2 separate regions of the Mus musculus genome follow, and region 1 is linked to region 2. A link is a loop called in an ENCODE intact Hi-C map of the cell type or tissue named here. Cell type or tissue: heart. All regions are shown on one strand.

Region 1 (8,000 bases), 170 kb after region 2:
GCATGATAGAGAGGTAGTCAGTGATAAGACTCCCTGGGCATGTCACCAACCTAAGACAGGGATCAAACCAATGCTGTTTGTCACCCAAGGACGGGTAAGGGGCATGGTTGCGAGGGGCTATCTACAGACATTCTCTCTGCCAGAAAAGAAAAAAGGGGGAGATGTTAGGAGCAGGTGTGGCGGCAGTCCTAAAGGCGCCAGGGACTGCAGCTAAGTCATATGACTTGCACCTGACTTCCTCATATAAGACACAAACATCTTGAGTGCTGCGCAGGTGTACCAGGATACAGGTGAATCCAATTTGGTGGAGATATGCCCCTGCTGCCCTGATTAGCTGAAGCTGCGTGCCTGGTGAGGTGGCGTGGCCTGCAGTGTGTGGATGGGAACTGAGAGTATAAAAGAGTGAGAGACCCAGGGTTCGAGGGAGATATAAACAGGCGAGATATAAACAAGGGAGATGTAAACAAGGGGGAGATATAAACAAGAAGAAACAGGACTGAATAAATGTGTGCAGAAGGATCCTGTAGCAGCGTCGTTCTTCCTGGCCTGTTGAGCGCGCGCAACAGAAGAAGAAGAAGAAGAAGAGGAAGAGGAAGAGGAAGAGGAAGAGGAAGAGGAAGAGGAGGAAGGGGAAGGGGAAGGGGAAGGGGAAGGGGAAGGGGAAGGGGAAGAGGAAGAGGAAGAGGAAGAAGAAGAAGAAGAAGAAGAAGAAGAAGAAAGAAGGAAAGAAAATGGAGACTGAAATAAATGAGAGGTTGGGAAAAAGAAAGAAAATTAGAAGAAAAAGCAAAGCCTGTTTAATGTACTTGATATCCTAGAGAGAAGAGAATGGGACTCTTCATAGAATTCAAAAGATTGAAACTCTTTTTTAAAAATTAGGTATTTATTTCATTTACATTTTCAATGCTATCCCAAAAGTCCCACACACACTCCCCCACCCATTCCCCCAACCACCCACTCCCACTTCTTGGCCCTGGCGTTCCCCTGTACTGAGGCATATAAAGTTTGCACGAGCAATGGGCCTGTCTTTCCAGTGATGGCCGACTAGGCCATCTTCTGATACATATGCAGCTAGAGACACGAGCTCCGGGGGTACTGGTTAGTTCATAATGTTGTTCCACCTATAGGGTTGCAGATCCCTTTAGCTCCTTGGGTACTTTCTCTAGCTCCTCCATTGGGGGCCCTGTGATCCATCCAACAGCTGACTGTGAGCATCCACTTCTGTGTTTGCTAGGCCCCGGCATAGTCTCACAAGAGACAGCTATATCTGGGTCCTTTCAGCAAAATCTTGCAAGTGTATGCAATGGTGTCAGCGTTTGGAGGCTGATTATGGGATGGATCCCTGGATATGGCAGTTTCTAGATGGTCCAATTGAAACTCTCTTAAGGGACTAGTTTTCTCTCTCTGCTGGCTTCCTCTTCAGGCCTACTGGTTGTTGCTGAATGCTCTTAAAGGTTCCCTTTCTCACACTTTCATCCTGCTGTTCTCAGACTGGAAGCTTGTCTCTCTTTACCTCTGCAGGGATCCTCATTGTTCAAAACTGTATCAGATCTGGTCCCCCTGAGATCTCTCTTCCTCATGCCTGCCCCTTCAATGTTCCCAGTGGTTTAGTTCAATTTTAAACTGTGGGAGTGCAGGGACCATGTCTTGTATTTTTTTTTAAAAGGCTCTATCTTTTGCAGAGCCAGGTTACCATTCTGCGCATATTGTAAATGTAAACTGAATACATTTGGGTATTTGGAGTGTTTGAAACCTTTCATTGATGTAACTAGATGATAATAATAATAATAAACTGTAAATCTTTTATTATTGCATTCAAAAGATATTTAGTACCCGAGACTCTTCTTTACAATTATCTCTGCTCATTGTACTCTTGTCTTAATACCAAGCAGCCTGATGTGAACTTCAGGTAAAATTTTACAGACAACAGGAGCTTCCAAGGCAACTAACGCCATCTGGAAGAGTTAACCGATAGAAACAGCAGACTCAATAATAAATTCACAGACGTGGGAGAGATTTTGTAGATAGCCCGAGAAACTCTTCCAAGTGTACTGGGAAAAGGCGTTAAACTCCCAGGACCTAAGAGAGGATTCTGGAAGTCATCAGTTTGGATTCCCCAGCCTGTTCTGCTCCACTCAACACGGAAAACAACATGCAAATGGAATGCATTGTAGAGGCCAAAGGAAAAAAGTCAAAACCCAGAGAGCAGGGAGTGTGAAATAATCCTTCAGCAAGCGTCTTCCTTGTGTATGCTACAGCTGTCTTTGAGCAAACACAGCTCTTCTCTGCTAAACCTGCAGCAGAGTTACTTGGGCGTCTTGAAGGTCTCTCACCAGATGTTATCCCCTGGAAAACAAAACCTAACAAAACACAGCAAAACCGAGCATGGCACAACCCAAGCCCACACCCAACTCTGGTTCTAACTAGGCACACTCTCAACTCAGGAAGAAGCTGTTCTTTCGAACCTCTGTTTCTGTCAGAGGGCTTATGTTTTCCGTTCTCAGTATGGATGCTGGGTTCTCTGCTGCAAATGCATGCCAGATACAGAGGGTAGAGCATGTTTCTGCTGAATACTGTGGAAATCGTCATGACTAGAGCTACACAGAGCTACAAGAATAGGAGACAGAGAGAGAGAGAGAGAGAGAGAGAGAGAGAGAGAGAGAGAGAGAGAGGGAGGCAGGGAGAGAGAGAGAGAGAGAGAGAGAGAGAGAGAGAGAGAGAGAGAGAGAGAGAGAGAGAGAGAGAGAACAATGAAACTCCCTTGCTTTTGGTAGCAATAGCGGTGAAGTGAGGCAAATATCCTCTTAGGGCTTTTCTCTTTCCTGTTTCTTCACGGCTCCTTGTTTTCTTGTTCTCCTTCCCTATTCTCAGCCTGTTCCTGTGCGGTATTATGTCTTGGCAGTGTCTAGTATATGGCCACTCACAGCATGAAGCGAGAAGTGGCTTCATATTTCTATACTAGCTAGACCCCATGGGATTCTTCCTAATGTCTGGACACTCTGCTTTTCCATCTATTTCCCTTTCTTCCTGCCCATCTTACATTAACTTTCATTGCTCTTTCAGTGACGATTCTTTCCAGGTGTGGTGCTACATGAGATGGAAAAATATAGGTCTCGAAATGTTGTACTATTTTAAGGTTTGTTTTGATATTGTAAGAAAAAAAAAATGCTGTGCTGTTATTTTCTTATCCCTCTGCCCGATTACTAAAAAATGTGGAAGAAGTTAAATAAAGGCACATATCCACTCTAGTGTGTAATGAGAATTTTTTCTTTTAAAATTATTTGCGACAGAGTCTTGCTTTCCAGGATGGCTTGGGATTGGTGACCCGTTTCACCTTCCCAGGGGCTGGGCTTACAGGCTTGTTCCACCACACACTGTTTGTGAGGAATGTTTAACACCTACCCCTAAGACCTGGTATTTACCTACAACAGAGTAGAGCAGTGGCAAATAATAACATGGTCACAACACCTCATCAATTTTAGTGGCTGGAGTTACTGACTTTGAACCTGGCCCTGAAACCAAGCATGCTAACAATAGTGAAACAAAAAGAACACGGTCCCCATAGGAAGTGTTCAGCAAGCAGTGAGGGAGAACCCAAGGCAGTGTAGCTTGCACAAGAGAGGAGTGAGTCTGTCCACATGTTTCTCAAGGGCTTCTACAAACAGGCAGAAGTTGCCTGGCTGAGCTGCAGGAATGTTTCCTTCAGAATTTATTATTTGGGTGAGAGATTGGGACAGATGGTATCTGAGCTCTGCCTCGACCTGGGGAGGATGCTGGGTTGTATAGTTAGCTAACTCAGGCAAAGGACATCACCTGGGGCAATGATAGAAATCTGGCTCAGAGCATTTCCTGTGTCTTTGACTTCATTTCACCTGGCCCCTCACAGCCTGCTTCCTGTTGGTTGTGAGTCAGGCAGTTGTGGTCCCTAGTGGCAGTTAGGGAAGTCTGCAAGTTCGCACAGGAAGGGTGAGGCCTCGGGGATCCTGGGAGGAAGGCAAAGTCTGGGCTCAGCAACTTCCATCTGAAAAGTTTGTTTGATCATCTGATGAGGGAATGCATTTATTGCTACCAGGAGCACAATATTCTTCTACTCTGATCACAAGAGCTTTCCTCTGGTTCATTTTAAAGAAGTTAGAGAGGGAAGGGCAAAGCAATGTGCAGGTTGCTAAAGGATATATTCCTAAAGGCTGCACAGAGCCTCGTAGTGAGGTCCCTGTAGAAGGAATTCAGAACATCTGCTGAGACCTGTGTCTGCTCCAGGGATGTAGGTGTGATGGGTTTGGGTTTTTTTTTTTTTTTCATTGAATTTTCTGGAAGGCATGTAGAGAGAGAGTCTGATTCTGTAATAGATTAGGTGTAGAAAGCTAACCAGGAGAAAAGAGGCTCATGGGCTCAGGAAAGGGAGAGAAATGGCATGAGAGATGGATGGATGGATGAGAGGAGAGGAGAAGAACAGCTGAGAGCGAGACCTTGGAAAATGGAAATGAGAAAGGAGCCACAGATTTTCTTTGAGTTAAAGGAGCAGAGAGCTGTAGCTGGGAAGCCAGGTTGCCTTTTAGAAATGAGAGAAGTGAAAATTCTGTCGCCCAGAAACCAGGAGTCTCACAATTACTGTGAATAGGAGAATCCTTCAGGGTGACATGCATTCCATACTCTTTCCATGTCCCAGGCACATCTGAAATTCTTTGTTGTTCTCCAGGAAGCTGATGGATCAATCATTAATGATATATATGCTAAATGAACTTGATATTTAAAATATCAGTTAAAGATATCCTTCTATATAACAGTTCATGTCTGCAGAAATTTGAAAGCTTATGCATACTAGAAGGCGGTGGCTCTGTCTGCCTCATTTGAGCAAAACTTGATTTGAAATGAAAGAACTTATAGTCCTTAAGATCTATTGTGATGATGATAAAACACTTGGGAATCACATATCCACATTGAGTTAGATGCCAAGAGAAGTGTGTTTCCTGGTAGAAAGGAAAAGAGAATTCACACTGATAAACACCATCCTTGTGTCAAACATTGGTCATTCAAAAAGTGTGATCTCTTGAGGATTCACGTGTGACTTCTGACCCAGACATATGCTGAAATGCAGATACACCCAGTAGCTGGTATAATCTCCTCTTCACAGTAACTGTGAGGCACAACATGAAGTAGCTGGTTTGAGAACACATGAGATTTTCTATTAAACCAAGCACTTAAAGTAAGAAGGAGTCCCAGAGATAATGTGAACCCGGTATCTCCCTCCTGAAAGGCTGTGTTTTAGGGTAACCTCCCCCAAAGCTGCACTTGAGTCAAGGGCTTGACTACAAGTGGTTTCTCTGGTATGCCGTGTCTCAGGAAGTACCAGGAGACAACTTACAAGTAAGATAAGGAAGGAAGGGATGCCAGCCTATGTAAAGATGACGATAAATGGATCACTGCTATGGATAATTGGCATTCAGTTTTGCTACCAACCTTCTGGAAGACTGTGGGATATACCATGGAATCTTTTGACAGCTACGGATGAGTCTAGTGTCTCAAATCTTTCATGGATTGAGAGCTGGGCCTGAGGTGGTTAGCTTTCTACTGCTGGAGATCTATCCAGGGGCAGAGAGGTAGAGAGACAGTAAAACAGGGAAGGTCCACAGTTAACTCCTAGTGGGTGGACAGTGTTTGCTGAGGTACCTGCAGGGTCAGCTAGTCCCCCATTCATATACTTCTCTCTCTGGTAGATACATCTTATCTGGATCTTCCATGCCCTTGAGTTGACCCACAGAATCAGGACCAGATGTATGCCTCTATTGCTGACTTCAAGAAGTCACGAGAGAGAAATAGTCTTGCCTTTTTCTGCTCTTCCCTAAGGAGGAATGTATATAAGGAGACTGTAGATAGCTCCGTATCCCAGAGAAGGCTGACTCCTGTCCTGTGAGTCCTGTTTGTTGCATAGTCCCTTTCTCTGCCTGTCTCACACATTTGTAAGAGGACCATTGCTTTTCTTCTCATATTTTCCCATGAGGTAAGCACAAACCTGGGACTGTCTCCGTAAGATGTCAAGGATCCAGTGGAATAAAATTTCTCCTTTCGAGCCCACCAACAGCTCACTTGGGAAGCTAACTTTGTCTTTCACAAAGCAGTTGGTCAGAGTGGACCCCCAGGTAGAGGTTCATAAGGGCAGGGAGACATGAACCATAATCACCGACTTAAATTCATTTCTCACATATTTTCCCCAGAATCTCCATGCTCTGGTTGGCCCACTTGCAAACAGTCAAAATGGCGGAGAAATTTTCCACTAAAATTTTATTCACTTTTTCAATCACTGAAGGGCCCTAACTTTGTTCATTTGGTAAAGTTCAAGAAATAAGTAGAAAAGACAGACAAAACCCACTCCCAAATAGAAGACAACAAATGGAAAAAAGAATACACACATGCAATGCGTGTGCGCGTGAGCGCACGCACACACACATACACACACTCATCACACACACAGAATACACAGAGAACATACACACAGAACACACACACAGAACATACACACACAGAACACACATACAGAACACACACACACAGAACACACAGAACACACACACACAGAACACACAGAACACACACACACAGAACACACACACACAGAACACACATACACAGAACACACACAGAACACACACACAGAGAATACAAACACACACAGAACACACATAGCACACACAGAAAACACACATATACACAAAACACACACAGAACACATACATACGCACACAAAACACATACACACAGAGAAAAAACACACACAGAGAAAAAACACACACATAGAGAAAAAACACACATACAGAGAAAAAACACACAGAGAACACACACACACACACACACACACACACACACACACACACACACACGTAGTTTGGGGGATAGCTCAGTTAGTAAAATGCTCCCATGCTTATCTTGCAGGCATGAGGACTTGCATCATTTTATCCAGAAACCTGACTAGCTCATTTCTGAAATAGTTGTTTTGTTTTGTTTTGTTTTGTTTTGTTTTGTTTTGTCTTTTTGGTGGGGTGAGGAAGCCCCAAATAATTTTGCTTGTCTTTCCTGTTAAAAAAAACAGAAGCTTGTCTCTAACATCTTCTCCTTTTCCAGTCTTATATTAATTTCTCATTTTTTGGTGTGACTGATCACTTATTGGTGTGTGTGTGTGTGTGTGTGTAGTGTGAAGGGTTGCTAGCAGAGACCCAAACAGAAAGGATAGTGCGACAGGCTTTAATTATTCCCTCAAGGTTTCCGGTGTTGAAAACTTTCTGCGTTCTCAGTTACTCTCTGACAGGGCACAATTTCCCTCTGTATTTTCGGTTTTCAGAGGCTAGGACAGCGAAGGTGAGCCACGTGACCACAGGCTGGCTGACCTCCACTCGTCGCCATTTCCTCTCCTCTCTACCCTCTGCTCCACTTCTGCTATTTCCTTTAGATAAGAAGCCGAATCATCCCACAGGAAGAGCAAGATGTCATGCTGTCTCCTGTAGCTCCCCAGCGCTCAGGAGCCTTGTGGCATTACATTGCGACCCTTCAGGAATAGTCTTTGCTTCTCCAACGGTCTGTCACCCGGCACAGAAGTCTGATTTTCAGTTGAGGGATTGAGTACAACCCAGACCACTTGTGGCAGGCCTCTTCATCTCTCTGGGATCTGAGGAGTTGTGCCCTCAGGGTGGCCACCTAACTCAGTTTAGACTGTACAGTGTTTTACTGCCAAGCCTTACACTGTGGTTTTGTGGCTGGGACAGTTTACATGTCAGAAGCGGGGGATTTTTCTGCTGATATTTTACATTTGTTTTGTGTGCTGGCTTTAGGACAGCAGGCTGAGCAAAACTGTTTTGCCTTTCTGCTCTATTCAGTGACAGCATGTTCTCAGGCACACTAATTCACACCGTAACATTAACTCTGGTGAGGCGTGGGTTACTTTAAAGGGTGGTCTCCCATCCAAGTGGGAACCGGAATGGACCCTGCTTAGCTTCCGAGATCAGACA
Region 2 (8,000 bases):
AACACCCAGGTTTTCGAACACCCCACGGCCTCCGGCAAAGCTCTGGAGTTGCACTAAGATTGTTCCAAGTTGCCTATGCCTGCCCCTTTGCCTTGAGTTTCTCATCTGCAAAATAATAGAAATGACAGCTTAGTACAAATAAAGCAAGCAGAGTCTAAAGCCAGACGCCCAGGTTCAAATCTCAGTGTAATTACTTATGTGTTGTGTGATCCAGGAAAAAGCCTCTTTCTGTTTTAACTGTTTATTATCCCCCAGTTGGGTTCTCACGGTGCTAAAATAGAATAGAGCTACTGTAGCAATTCAATGAGCCCATGTCTGCATTGCTACATAGGTCTGATATGTGTGTGTGGTAAGGGCTAGTGAGATACTATTGTATCAATGTTTTCTGGGAAAGTCTTAAATATCGCTTGTAAAGACACAAATGAAAAATTAAAATCAATTACCTGACAGTTCGATTCTCTTTTTGGTTCTATTAAACATAAAATATTAAATATAAAAACTCCAACCCACAGTGATTCTGTTATAGTGTTGGGATACTTTTTGTTTTCTTGTAATTCCTCAATGCCTTTCTCATAATCTTGTCTCTTTGAAGATTAGAAATTGGTGCATTTTAAACCAAATCTTAATTAAGATCGATGTTTACTTAAACCTGATGGTATTTAATTAATCCCTACACACAATTCTTCTCTCCCTCTAAATGTAAAAGCCAATGATTTTCACAGAATAGGAAAGATTTACACATATTGGGAGGATGATAAATGCGCCAAACATTTGTTCAGGACAATTTCTGGTCCTGTCTCTCTGCTCTTTCCTCATAGCATCCATTTTAATGTCTCCACCATTCATTTATGCATTCAGTATTTATTGAGCAGACTTGTCGGGCACCATGATAAGTGGTGGGAAATAATGACTCTGACACTTGAATGGTGTTTTACAGCTTCCAGATCATTTTCACATATATTAAATCCACTCACTCCTCTGAGGGACTCACTTCATTCAGCTCCTGTTAGTCCTTCCCCTTGAGCTGTGAGTTGTCTCTAAAGTTCCTTTCCTCAACTCACTGAGGAGTATTCTCCAAAGGCTTCTGTAGGGCGAGGTGGGGGTGGGGAATGCTGGTTGGAAAAGCAGGTTACGGTAGGTTGGGATAAGATTAGAACTGTCTCTTGTGAGGCTATGCCGGGGCCTAGCAAACACAGAAGTGGATGCTCACAGTCAGCTATTGGATGGATCACAGGGCCCCCAATGGAGGAGCTAGAGAAAGTATCCAAGGAACTAAAGGGAACTGCAACCCTATAGGTGGAACAACAATATGAACTAACCAGTACCCTCCGGAGCTCCTGTCTCTAGCTGCATATGTATCAAAAGATGGCCTAGTTGGCCATCACTGGAAAGAGAGGCCCATTGGTCTTACAAACTTTATATGCACCAGTAAAGGGGAACGTCAGGGCCAAAAAGGGGGAGTGGGTGGGTAGAGGAGTCGGGGGGAGGGTATGGGGGACTTTTGGATAGCATTGGAAATGTAAATGAAGAAAATACCTAATAAAAAAAGATTAGAAGTCGGGCCGGGTGGTGGTGGCGCACGCCTTTAATCCCAGCACTGGAGAGGCAGAGACAGGCAGATTTCTGTGTTCGAGGCCAGCCTGGTCTACAGAGTGAGTTCCAGGACAGCCAAGGCTACACAGAGAAACCCTGTCTTGAAAAAACAACAACAACAACAAAAAACCAAAAAAACAAAAAAAGATTAGAACTCGGTCTACAGGTGCTTGCAGTATCTTTTACTTTAATTTCAAAGGCCCAAGTTCTGGCAAGGTATGTTCTCTCTTAGGAAAGTGCAGAGTCACATGAAAAAGAATAGAGGCCATCAGTGTATCCTTTGCTGAAGAACAGGTTGAGTCTAAACATGTGGATGATGCTTTTCTAAGGTCTTTCTGGGTCTCCATCCAACTGGGCATATTTAACATCCTGGATGATGAAAAGAGCTATGACCCTGGAACACACCCAGGCATCAAGCTTACTAGATTTTGTGATTCTAACTAATAGGCAAGAATCAAAAGACACAAAATCAACCAGACACCTATTCTCAAGTAGCTTGGGGTGGACAAATGTGTCATCTCAAGAGGTAGAGAAGGATGGCTGCATGCTGCCTGCCATAGGCACACCTCACTTTCAGACTGCAGTCAGTGATGACATCAAGGGCATTTTGGTGTTTACAGGACACAAGGAGATGACACTGCATAAACTTGCACTGTGAGACGAGCTAATTCCTGACCCAGACCCTTGGACTTGTCTGATGTCTGTCTAGAATGCTAAATGCTACTGTTCTTGAATGTGCTGGGGCTCTTCCAGCATCATTTTCAGAGACACCTTCCTCAGATACTCTACAGCAGGAGTGATGTTCACATTGTCCCTTTATTTCATTTCATGAATTATTTTTGGTACGTGTGATGTTTATTATTATCCAAACAGTGTGTGTGTGTGTGTGTGTGTGTGTGTGTGTGTGTGTGTGTGTGTGTATGTGTGTGTAGTATAAGCTCTAAGAGGGCAGTGATTATTCTGAACACACTTCCTGGAACATGGTGGTAGACCTTGAATGACTACAGAGGGAATAAGTGAATGATCAAAGTATTTATCAAAAGATTATAGAGCCCCGGCTGTGTTCTGGATATTAAGGATATAGTAATGAACAGAGCTGAGAAATATCCCTGACCTCTTTGGGTCTTACATTCTGACACAGGGAAAGAGACTTTCAACAAAGAAGGCAGGGAAGAGAAAGCTGTGGAATAGAGCTGCACTTCATTGAACAGGGTAATGGGCAAAGGGGACCTGGGGAAGGGAAGAAGGAAGGGGTGGGACACAGTGTGGGGGATGACGAGTCATTTAAGGAAAGAGAGAGGGGAAGGGCCAATGGCATGAGAACCCAGCACATTCATTGCAAAGTGTTATGGCATGGGTCAAAGAAGCATGTGTGGGTCAGAAACAAGCAAGCATCTGTCACATCATTAGAAGGACTTTGGTTTTGCTCATGTGTGACGTGGGAAGAAACACACAACACAGGGTCTGACTGGATCCTTCTCTTTGGTCTAGTGATGGAAGACTGATGGGTGCTAGAGTAGAGGCAGTTTGGAGGTCCAGGCAGTGATCTGAGGTGATAATGAGGTGATGTTGGCTTGGTCAACATGAGGTAATGTTGGCTTGGTCTTGAGGGGTGGTGGAGAGGTAGTGACCCTAAGACGGGAAGGATCTTGAAGGGAGACATGGCAGCATAGAACAATGACCCAGTTGTGCCAAGGTGACACTGAAGTCTTTTCTTGGGCTTACAGAAAAGTGGCAGTTTTGTCAGGCCTGAGATGCTGATATATCACATTCAGTGTCGGGACTCGGAACTTTCCTGTCATCTATCATTTATCCCAAGGAACAGTTGAAGAATGGTGAAATATATTCAGTATCAGAAATCTGTGCCTGCAATTAAGCAGGCTGGTCTGGGGCCTGATCTTATTTCAGCTCTGTGACACGAGTGCAGTAATTGTTTGGCAGACATAAACATTTCAGAAATGAAAATGACATTCATCCGTGAGAAGACTATCAAGCTCATTGGACAGTCGCACAAAGGGTAGACATCATTATTAAGACAAAGATCTTTCTGGGCTTATTGTGATTGACAGCCTGTCCTTCAAAGTGATCTGATAACTGTTCAGATGGCCAACCCTTTGCCTCTTGGCTGCTCTAAAGGAGATGTAGGTAGTCAGCCTTGAATTCTCCACAGCCTGATGCCCAGCAACGTATAAGAGCATTTATTAAAATTGTGGTTTTTCAGAGTCTCCTCTATCTTGGGCTTCTTGAAGCCCTTATCTATTTATTCACCAAAAACCAACGATCAGATAACAGACCACAAATTTGAGATTTCAGAACGTGCCAAGTGCAAAGATGGGAATTTGAAGAGCAACCTGTCTCATTCCCCTGGGAGACCATGGAAGGTTTCCCGGCAGTGGCAGAATTCTGTGGGCTGAAATTTGTGCATGACTCCAAACGCTGAACAAGTAGGAGTCCATAGAGAGCATGGCTAAATCTGAAGGGCCTTCAGACCTACACAGCCTTTCTTCTCTGGTGGACGGTCTTGTAAAGTACAGAAGAGAACGATGGAGGGAGGAGGAGAACACGGGTTACTGGACCTTTAGAACAGTTATGCATGGGCTAAAAGTAAATTATTTTCTATACGTGCATTAACATTTCAAGGAACAAATAAAACATCAGCGGAATTTTAGTAAAATAATGAAATACTAGTAAAATCATTAAATACTAATAATACGAATAAAAGAAAATATTAGATTGGAATTTTCTGGTGCGATTTACAGATGGCTGAAAGCAACCGGAGGCCTCACGTCCCACTATTGGAGGCGCTTATTAGCTTTTCTTGCCCACGCAGTGTAAGCCCCTCCCCCCCCCTTTGTGTCCACCCAACTTCCTCTCCTAGTCATTTCTGCTCACTGCAGTACTGTGTTGTGGTTTCCTAACCAAAGACTTTATGCTCTCGCAAAATAATCTAACAGAGCATTTTCGCGAAGCATTCGCTTGTGGTTTCTAGGGATTTTTCGAGGCTATACGCTAGTCACATAGTCACGTGAAAAACCTTTGGGTGGTCTGGACTTGAAGGGACCGGTGCATCCTTTCCAAGTTAGTGTCTCTTCAGAACTTCCAGAGACCCGGGGATGGATCTCCAACAGCAGCGCTCTGCACTGTTAGAAGCGGGTAGGTCTAGAGGGCGCTAGCCGCAGGCAATCAAGCTTTTCCACTCTGCCAGAAAGTTTCCAACCCCTTCTGGAGTCCCCGGGTGCCGGCTGCGGTCAGCCGAGAAGGGCGGCGGGAGGGGAGGTGGGAACACAAGAGGATCGCTTTAGTGATCAGCCTCCTGGAGAAGCGCCTGGAGGCTCTGACCCACTGCGGAAGAGGAAGAGGAGCTGGGCCCGGAGCGGGTGGGCGGACGGGCGGTGACAGTCCGGTCGTCCCCCGGAGCGCGCGGGTCAGGGTGGAGCCTGCAGCCCCGAGCCGCGTCAGCGTTTAGCATGCAAATGCATTCCCCGCTCCTCCCCCACCCCCACCCCGCCCCAGCCCTCCCCGCCCCGGGAGCGAGCTCAGCGGCTCCGCAGCCGCCCACCGCCTCCTGCGCGCCGCGCCGCCCAAGCGGGCGGCTCTACTTAAGCGGCGCGCGGGCCGCGACCCGCCACTCGCCTGGAGCGCGCGGGCGAGGCAGGCGCAGCGCACCGGGGCTCTCGTGGGCGCACTGCTGCGCGCTCGCACCGCGCGGCTCTCAGTGGCCGGCCGCCGCCTGAGCGCAGGGCTCCCCGATAAGAGCCGCTGGGGCTTCCGATCGCGACCCCGCTCCCTGCCACTTGGCCCATCCGGGCCACCTCTTTTTGGCCATGGCTCTGGCGGACAGCACCCGAGGATTACCCAACGGGGGCGGAGGCGGAGGTGGCAGCGGCTCGTCGTCGTCCTCGGCGGAGCCGCCGCTCTTCCCGGACATCGTAGAGCTGAACGTGGGAGGGCAGGTGTATGTGACCCGGCGCTGCACCGTGGTGTCCGTGCCCGACTCGCTGCTCTGGCGTATGTTCACGCAGCAGCAGCCGCAGGAGCTGGCCCGGGACAGCAAAGGCCGCTTCTTTCTGGACCGGGACGGCTTCCTCTTCCGCTACATCCTGGATTACCTGCGGGACTTGCAGCTCGTGCTGCCCGACTACTTCCCGGAGCGCAGCCGGCTGCAGCGCGAGGCCGAGTACTTCGAGCTGCCGGAGCTCGTGCGTCGCCTCGGGGCGCCCCAGCAACCCGGTCCGGGGCCACCGCCGCCGCACTCGCGCCGCGGGGTGCACAAGGAGGGCTCTCTGGGCGATGAGCTGCTGCCGCTGGGCTACGCAGAGCCCGAGCCGCAGGAGGGCGCCTCGGCCGGGGCGCCTTCGCCCACGCTGGAGCTGGCTAGCCGCAGCCCGTCCGGGGGCGCGGCGGGGCCCCTGCTCACGCCGTCCCAGTCTTTGGACGGCAGCCGGCGCTCCGGCTACATCACCATCGGCTACCGCGGCTCCTACACCATCGGGCGCGACGCTCAGGCGGACGCCAAGTTCCGGCGGGTGGCGCGCATCACCGTGTGCGGCAAGACGTCGCTGGCCAAGGAGGTGTTTGGGGACACCCTGAATGAGAGCCGGGACCCCGACCGGCCCCCGGAGCGCTACACCTCCCGCTATTACCTCAAGTTCAACTTCCTAGAGCAGGCCTTCGATAAGCTGTCCGAGTCGGGCTTCCACATGGTGGCGTGCAGCTCCACGGGCACCTGCGCTTTTGCTAGCAGCACCGACCAGAGCGAGGACAAGATCTGGACCAGCTACACCGAGTACGTCTTCTGCAGGGAGTGAGCTCCCCACGCCCGCCCCTCGCCACTCCGGTGCCCACTTCCCTTCCTCCCCTCGGGGGACAGGATTATAGATGCCCTCGCTTCCTCCCTGTTTCCCGATTCCTTCTGCCCCCACCCCCAGATCTCCTAGTAGGTCACCCAGACCCGTCTGCACCCCACTTGCGAATCTGCAGCCACAAATCCTCTGGGCGTCTTCATCATCTTTGGACCCCACTAGCCGAGAGAGTGTTCTGATGTAGCCCTTCACTCATGCTTCCTCTACTCCTGGCCTCCAACCACCCTTCCCCCAGATTGTCGTGATCTAGTGGGACAGTCACCAAGTACCTGGGAATGACTGAATTGATCAGAATCGGATTGCACGGTGTCCGGCGTGCAGTTCGGACGAGTCCTTGACATCTTAAACCCTTTGACTCCATAGCGGTTTCAGAGATCAGAACTGAGAGTGCTGTGTGGAGAGAGTGCTTTAAAAGGTTGTTAGAGATTTGACCCTCATTAGAAAGAGAGTTTTAGACAATTGAATGGTAGACCGTATGCTGGAAGACCCCAAGGACGCAGTTCAGAGACTGTAAATAAAGAGATTTTTTTGTTTGTTTTTAAAGTTACAGGTAGAAGTAAATTCTAGTACTGGCAACAGGGGAGAGTTCTATTTACCCCCAACACATTAGATCTCCTGTGGCTTAAAATTGTAGAAAGCAATCCTCCTGCCTGCGGAGGCGCCCTTTCTCTTCAGCTGTTTGCCGAGCTTTAGGTTTTGTTGGTTAAGGCTTCTAGGCTAGGAGCAGGCAGGGAGCGGGAGGCAGCGCTTCTAGAAGTCACCTGGCAGTGACCCAGTAACGCAGGAGTGGTTAGTAGGGACAGTCAGCCCTTACTTAGGTCTAGGACTGTGGGAGGGTTGGGGAGGGAGGAAAGATGGGAGGAAGGGCGGGAGGGAGGAGGGGGACATGCTCATTTATTATTTGAAAGTTGGAAGTTTGTATAATCCATTTGAGTATGTGCGCATTTAAAAAAATATGAAACAGTACGTGTAAACTTAGATTTTATCAAGATTAGTAGAAGACCCATCTTCAGCTGGAAGTCTATCGAGCTATTTTGAGTCCTAAACTTAGTTGCTAATACTTGTATAACCTAACCAAAGAGTTACCTAGTAGAGTTTTTAGTGATTTGAACATTTATTTTTCTTGTTGATTCTATTTCCTCACTTATAGCCTATTTACTTAAGCAAAATAAGTTTGATTTTTAATTACTTAGACTTCAGATCTCTTTATTATTATTATTATTATTGTTAGCAGTAGTGTTTTTAAATTGATGTTTTCTGCAAGGCCAGCAAGTGTGGGCTGCTGGGCTGTTCTGAAAACCGGAACAATGCTCTTTCTTTCCTGCGTTTGTTTGACGTTGCAGTGACAGATTCGAAAGATCAACGGAAGCACGGGGGGGGGGGGCTGCCCATCTGTAGATAGCTGTCAAGTGGAATGTTTCTAAATGAAGGCAAATAAGTACTTCAGTGTGAGCCGAGCAATAACGCGGTATTTAGGTGAATGCAACAGAAACAGGGGACCTTTGCCTTATTGCCTTTCCTCTCACGTGGAATGAATTCCCAGTG

What was found. A loop is a pair of places that touch in the nucleus more often than their neighbours do. Peaks named below come from ENCODE experiments on the same cell type or tissue, not always from the same donor. Only the 100,000 strongest peaks of a DNase experiment are listed, where the experiment ranks them.
Region 1: a loop joins it to region 2, with 3 times the contacts of the local background. A loop is called at or near these places in 27 of 42 quality-filtered maps.

The regions. Positions count from the first base shown.
Region 1 is chr14:102,806,119-102,814,118 of GRCm38, reverse strand. No RefSeq gene overlaps it. Among named protein-coding and RNA genes, the nearest start is that of Gm41234, 15 kb to the right of the region's middle. In heart, a CTCF peak has its summit at 3,941; DNase peaks (open chromatin) are centred at 2,158, 3,928 and 7,388; H3K4me3 peaks cover 556 bases; H3K27ac peaks cover 807 bases.
Region 2 is chr14:102,979,858-102,987,857 of GRCm38, reverse strand. It overlaps Kctd12 (potassium channel tetramerisation domain containing 12), which reads left to right and starts at 5,221. Exons shown (of 1, transcript NM_177715.4): 1 at 5,221-8,000. The coding sequence starts at 5,418. The coding sequence ends at 6,401. Mir5130 (microRNA 5130) reads left to right here and starts at 5,226; the gene lies at 5,226-5,309. It overlaps 4933432I03Rik (RIKEN cDNA 4933432I03 gene), which reads left to right. Exons shown (of 3, transcript NR_045657.1): 3 at 1-446. In heart, CTCF peaks have their summits at 4,756, 6,068, 6,269 and 7,085; DNase peaks (open chromatin) are centred at 4,947, 6,007, 6,147 and 7,177; H3K4me3 peaks cover 3,543 bases; H3K27ac peaks cover 2,430 bases.